Regions from separate parts of the Homo sapiens genome. Here region 1 is linked to region 2. A link is a contact called in ENCODE Hi-C or POLR2A ChIA-PET data. All regions are on one chromosome and are shown on one strand. Each heading gives the region's core, a stretch centred on a gene start or an enhancer-like site at or near the end of the contact. The rest is flanking DNA. Distances are from core to core; before and after follow the strand shown. Region 1 holds the start of MIRLET7A1HG (miRlet-7a-1/let-7f-1/let-7d cluster host gene). Region 2 holds the start of AOPEP (aminopeptidase O (putative)).

Region 1 (2,700 bases), core at 35-2,534, 560 kb after region 2:
ATGCAAAGGAATGCCACATGATGCTTTAACTTTAGGAACTGTATGCCAAGAAAGCAGTATTATCAATGAAGTTAAAAAGCAAAACTCAACCAGTCTCCTGATTTACCTCAAAATTTTAACATTCACTGTCTTCCCTGCCTTTTTCCTGTCTGCCCGCCCTCTCGTTAGTCAATTTTTTAAAAACCGGTAAGTTGAAGAATACATACCATTACCTCTGACACAGAATCTACTGTAAAAAGTTGAAAGACCGAAGGGCATTACTGGCCAAGGACATACAGGTTACCACATTCCTCACACTAGAGCCCGCCCGGGAAGTTTATTAGCAAGCCTTCTGAGAGGCACTCGGTTCCAAGAGTTTGCAGCGTCGACTCAAAAGGCCAGCGCTGTTTCCGGTGACACCGAGTCGCAAATCTCCAAGCCCCGTCCCCCGGGATACGATTTCCTCCCGCTCCCGCGTTCCCCTCCCCCTCGCCAAGGACGGCTGCCGCAGCGGACCTCCAGCCGCAGCAGCTGCTTCAGGAAGGGAGGCTGCACTTGGCCGCGGGGAGCAGGGGCATGCAGCCAGCCACGACTCTCCCGCCCTCCCCGCCCGCGCCTTCCCGCCCTGTCCCCCCGCCCCTCGCACTTCCTACCTTCCCTCCTTCATCCCAACCCCCAAGGCCAAGGTCTCCCCGGCCCACAAACTTGATAGCGGAAGTGACGTCAGAGGCACCTGGCGGCGCCTACAACCAGTCACGCCACAGTCAGAGGCGGCGCCGGCCAACAGGCGCCGGCCGGAAGGCGGGCCTTCCGCCCGCCCCAAGTTTGATTGAAGCGGGGGGAAGGGCGGGGTAAGGAATGTGAAGAATGACCCCCCCTCCCCCGCCCTGTCGGTGAGGAGCTGGGCGGGAAGCGGAGGGGGTTGGAGCCGGCCCCGCGGCGGCCACGCGGCACCCCTCCCCCGTGCCCCGAGCGCCCGCGACTTCCGCTAGCAGCCCGCCGGCCCCCCGGGGCCACCCGCCCGCTGGAGGGGGCAGGCCGCCCCACCAGTCCCAGCCCGCGTTAGCCGGACAGGCGCGGGCCGGCGCACGGCTCTCCCATTCTGCCCACCCGCTGCCGCGAGTCTCCGCGAAATAAAATGGCGACGGACCCGCGCTCGCTGCCGCGTCCGCCATACCCACCTCGCGCTCGCGGAGAGGGCCGTCGCGGCCGTGGGAATGCCCCGGCCCTCGCGCCCGTCGCTGCCGGGAGAGCACCGCGCCAGGACCCGGATGGAGGCGCGGGCGGGCGCCGCCGCGGCGGCCTGAGGGAAAGCAGCGCGGTCGCCGGGAGGCCGATGCAGGGGCGGGCGCCGCGGAAAGCGCGCAAGCCCATTGGTGAAGCCGTCTGATTGAAGTGCGCGTCGCTCTTTCGCCTTGGCCTAGCTGAGCTCGTCCGTCCCCTCACTGGAGGGCGGCGGCTGGGCCCGCCTCGCGCGGGGTGGCCACCGTGGGGGAGGCGGGTCTGGCCCGCCCACCAATACCATCTCCTTCTTTCCTAGTGGAGGGCTGAGAGAGTGGCGGGGGTGGTGTCCTCCAGGCCCTGCCCTTTGCGCGTGATGGGCTGGCTGTGTCACGTGGCCGCTGAACGCGCTGCCCGCGGGGCGGGGCGGCTGCTTTGCTCCCTCAGGCTCCTGGGGGCAATTTACACGTGCGCGACCCGGAAGGTCCGAACGCTGTCCAGCGTGCAGCCTCTGGCTCTTTTCCGTCAACTGACCCTGTTCCCTCCAGGAGGCCTTGGCCAGGCCTCCTGGAGTTCTGTGCCTCAGTTTGCTCATCTGTCAAATGGAGGAGTTGTGTCCGCCCAACCTTTTACTTTTATTCCTTGACGTTTTGGGGTCTGAGGGTTTTTTTGTTGTTTGTTTTTTCGAGACACGGTCTCTCGCTCTTTCTCCAGGGCTGGAGTGCAGTGGCGTGGGTCACGGCTCACTGTAGCCTCGACATCCGGACTCTAGAGATCCTCCCACCTCAGCCTCCCTGAGCTTTTTTTTGTTATCTTTTCCAACCCATGTTTTGAAGATTTTTGTCTTCAAATGTTTTTCAAAGCAATCCTTGATTTTGTTGTTTTAAAATTAATCCAAAGCCCAGTTCCTCCATCCCCATTACAACTTTCACATGCTAGGACTCTGAAATCACTAGTTAAGGTGTCGTTTGAGGTCTCTGCCAGTTTTAAGATTTTATGGCTGGGAACCGCAAGACCTGGGCTGTAGCTCTGCTTTTTGTAATTCATTGTGACTTTGTGCAACACTTTTAAAAAAGTGGGTCCTTGTCTGTAATAGAACTATGGGAAATAGTACTTGACATGCTGTACGTTTACATTTATGATCTTAGGTGGTGGTATCAGCTCCCCTTTTAGCACTCATATTAGTGTATGCAATAAGTGCCAAAGGAGTTTGTTTCGTTTTGTTTTTAATGGGGACTTTATTTTGTGAGCTAAAGTGAACAAGAAACTAGAGGGGGGGAAACTTGAGCTTAAGCCATGGGTAGGATTTGGGGAGGACTTCTTGAGGTTAGAAGATATATTGAGAAAGGAGAGAGCAGGCCCCAGAGCTAGATCGAGTACAGTTCAGGGGAAGAGTGTGGTTATGCTGCAGGGGATGTGGAACTCTTCAAGGGCAGAAACTGTTTTGTTCCTGTCTATGCCAAGTACCTAGCACAGCAGTAGGGTAGGATTAAATGATAT
Region 2 (2,700 bases), core at 22-2,521:
AGTCAATTTCATATAACCGAAACTCAATTTCCTTCTCTATAAATTGGGGGTAATAATTCCTAACTCACGAGGTGGTTGTATGAAGTAAGGAGAAAACATATGCAAAGTGTTGAACACAGTACCTGGGATAAAGCAGATGGGCCAACAGTAAGCAACTATTATTATACCCTAACCTTATTCTACTTTGTCCCCCAAATATTGGAAGAATCTAATCTTCCCAATTAGCAAGTCATTGGAAGGCTTCCCAGACTTATACGAAGCACAATATACACTATTCAAAAATGGAACAGACTAAAAGTATTTTAAAAATACAAAACCAAACAATCAATGAGATCAAGGATTTCAGAATTCTGCTTCTCGTCCCATATACTCAGCATCTATTCTGTCTGGTTTTGTAATAACCCATATTATTTCTTTATCAACCATATGAACCTTATTGTTGTTTTTTTGCGATCTAAACATCCCTAGCGGGTTATGTTACTTATTTTGAGGGCTACCTTTGCAAGGGTAATTGTCATCATTGCACGAAAACCAAAAAGAAATCAGGTACAAGGGGCATTTTATGCAATGCTATTAACTGTTCCATGCATCTCAACAGTGGATTGGATCCTAAGTGGATATTTTATTATCACAATAGATAATCATAATCACATTACTGTGCCACCCCCTCCCCGCCCATGCATGCGTTCATGAACAAAACTCCAGACTAACAGTATGAATGTTCTATAGGGACCCCAAAACTCAAAATGTGGTGCTCTCAGTAAAGATCCTCCGGGGGAAGAAGAGGCGGATGGGTTTCACTGCAAGTGGAAATGAATCGAATCGAAACTGTTCTGCCTACTTAAGACTGGAGATGAGCCCTGTGGGGCTAGAAGCCGAGACCGGCAGGTGACCGAGGGCCTGGAGGCAAGAGACGAAGGAGGAGGCACCCAGAGGCTGAGAAAGGTCTGTGCCGCCGGGGAGAAGACAGCCAGAGCCCGTGGCCACCTCTACAGCTGAGGTGGTAAGATGTGACCGCTCCGCCCAGTCCCCAGGATGGGTTTCAGCCCCAGGAGTCTGGGAGAACTGAGGAGGGGATGCGGGTCCTCGCTGGTCGAGCAAAAGTGAGGGTAAGGGAGGGTTCCCCGTCGCCTTCAGAACGGAATGATGCTGTCCCCGCCGCCATCCCGACGCCGGAGGAGAGGAAGGCAGGGACCCAACAGGGAGCGAACAGGTTACCTGTCTCAGCCGCGTCCCACGGGTCACCACTTCCGCAGACTCGGGGTTACTACGGGCTACCCCGGCACGCGCCGGGTGACGTCATCCACACGCGCCCGGGGCCGCATTCTGCCTGACCCGCCTTCCGCTAGGCCCGCCCCCTTAGGATGAGAGGGCGAGACCGCCCGGGGGAGATCTGCGCAGGCGCGGAGCTGCCGCGGTCATAGGAGGGCGCGAGCAGCTTGGCTGGCTAGGGCTTGTAGAGTTGCCCTGGTACCCTAGTATTCCTAATTGCAAAATCTTTATGAAGCTTAAGAAAAAAATCACCAGCCTGGGCAACCTGGGGAGGCCCCGTCTCTACAAAAAAATTAAAAAATTAGCCGAGTGTGGTGGCGTGCACCTGTGGTCCAGCTACTATGGAGGCTGAGGCAGGAGGATTGCTTAGGTCCAGGAGTTCGAGGCTGCAATGAGCTATGAACGTGCCACTACACTCCACCCTGAGCCACAGAGCAAGACCCTGTTTCAAATAAAATTTAAAAAAAGTTACTGAAATACAGATGTGCAATTTTATTCCTTAGCCTAGTCTCACCTCTGCTGCATGTGACTATTGTTCACATATTAATTCCACCACAATTTAAGGTCCTCCTGTGTGCCAGGCAAGCACCCTTAACAAAAGCTGGGGAAACAACCAGGAACAAGACAGACGCTGTGCCTTCCCTCATGGGGATTACTTTCTAGTTGAGAAAGCAAACATTAAATGTAGAAGGAAAGGCCGGGCGCGGTGGCTCACGCTTGTAATCCCAGCACTTTGGGAGGCCGAGGCAGGCGGATCACAAAGTCAGGAGATCGAGACCATCCTGGCTAACACGGTGAAACCCCGTCTCTACTAAAAATACAAAAAATTAGCCGGGCGAGGTGGTGGGCGCCTGTAGTCCCAGCTACTCGGGAGGCTGAGGCAGGAGAATGGCGGGAACCCCGGGGGGCGGAGCCTGCAGTGAGCCGAGATCGCGCCACTGCACTCCAACCTGGGCGACAGCGAGACTCCATCTCAAAAAAAAAAAAAAAAGTAGAAGGAAAATAAGTTGCTGAGAAATTAAAGGAAGACAGGTGACCTTTTGATTTGAGATGTCAAGAAAGTGCCCTCTGAAGAGGTTCAGTAAACTGAGAAGCAGCCAACTCTGTGGAGAGCTAAGGAAAGAACAGCCAAGAGAAGAATCTACATGTGAGCAAGCAATAGGGAAGGGGCAGAATGTGGTGCCTTGGAGAAAGTGAGAAAGTAGGTCATGGGAAGAACAGAGGATGAGATCAAGAAGGCAAGGAGAGTCCCCATCATGCACAGACTCTCTGGGTTCCTGTGAGGAATACGAGTTTATTCGAAGTGTAAGGGGAAACTAGTGAAGAGTTATCAACACGTAAGTGACAGGATCTAGTTTTATAACATCACCCTGCTAGCTGCTGTGTATACATGAAACTTTTGAGAAACAATTTAAAAGGATGCAAAGA

Evidence for each region. Hi-C counts contacts between places; a loop is a spot of excess contacts on that map. ChIA-PET counts read pairs that join two places held with the same protein, here RNA polymerase II (POLR2A). Pooled maps may share reads with other maps.
Region 1: a loop to region 2 is called in a map of B cell, with 15 times the contacts of the local background. The contact joins the promoter of MIRLET7A1HG here to the promoter of AOPEP in region 2. A Hi-C loop is called at or near these places in 5 of 168 maps with a recorded cell type or tissue (B cell, CD4-positive, alpha-beta T cell, CD8-positive, alpha-beta T cell and 1 more), 11 of 37 single-sample maps with no recorded cell type and 17 of 50 pooled maps. POLR2A ChIA-PET finds 5 or more read pairs at or near these places in 1 of 52 experiments (T-cell).

The regions. Positions count from the first base shown.
Region 1 is chr9:94,164,842-94,167,541 of GRCh38, reverse strand. It overlaps MIRLET7A1HG (miRlet-7a-1/let-7f-1/let-7d cluster host gene), which reads right to left and starts at 1,284. Exons shown (of 5, transcript NR_170278.1): 1 at 1,161-1,284. RefSeq lists silencers at 560-629, 860-1,659 and an enhancer at 1,355-1,919.
Region 2 is chr9:94,725,270-94,727,969 of GRCh38, reverse strand. It overlaps AOPEP (aminopeptidase O (putative)), which reads right to left and starts at 1,271. Exons shown (of 17, transcript NM_001193329.3): 1 at 1,219-1,271. RefSeq lists enhancers at 1,000-1,479, 1,002-1,544, 1,490-1,659.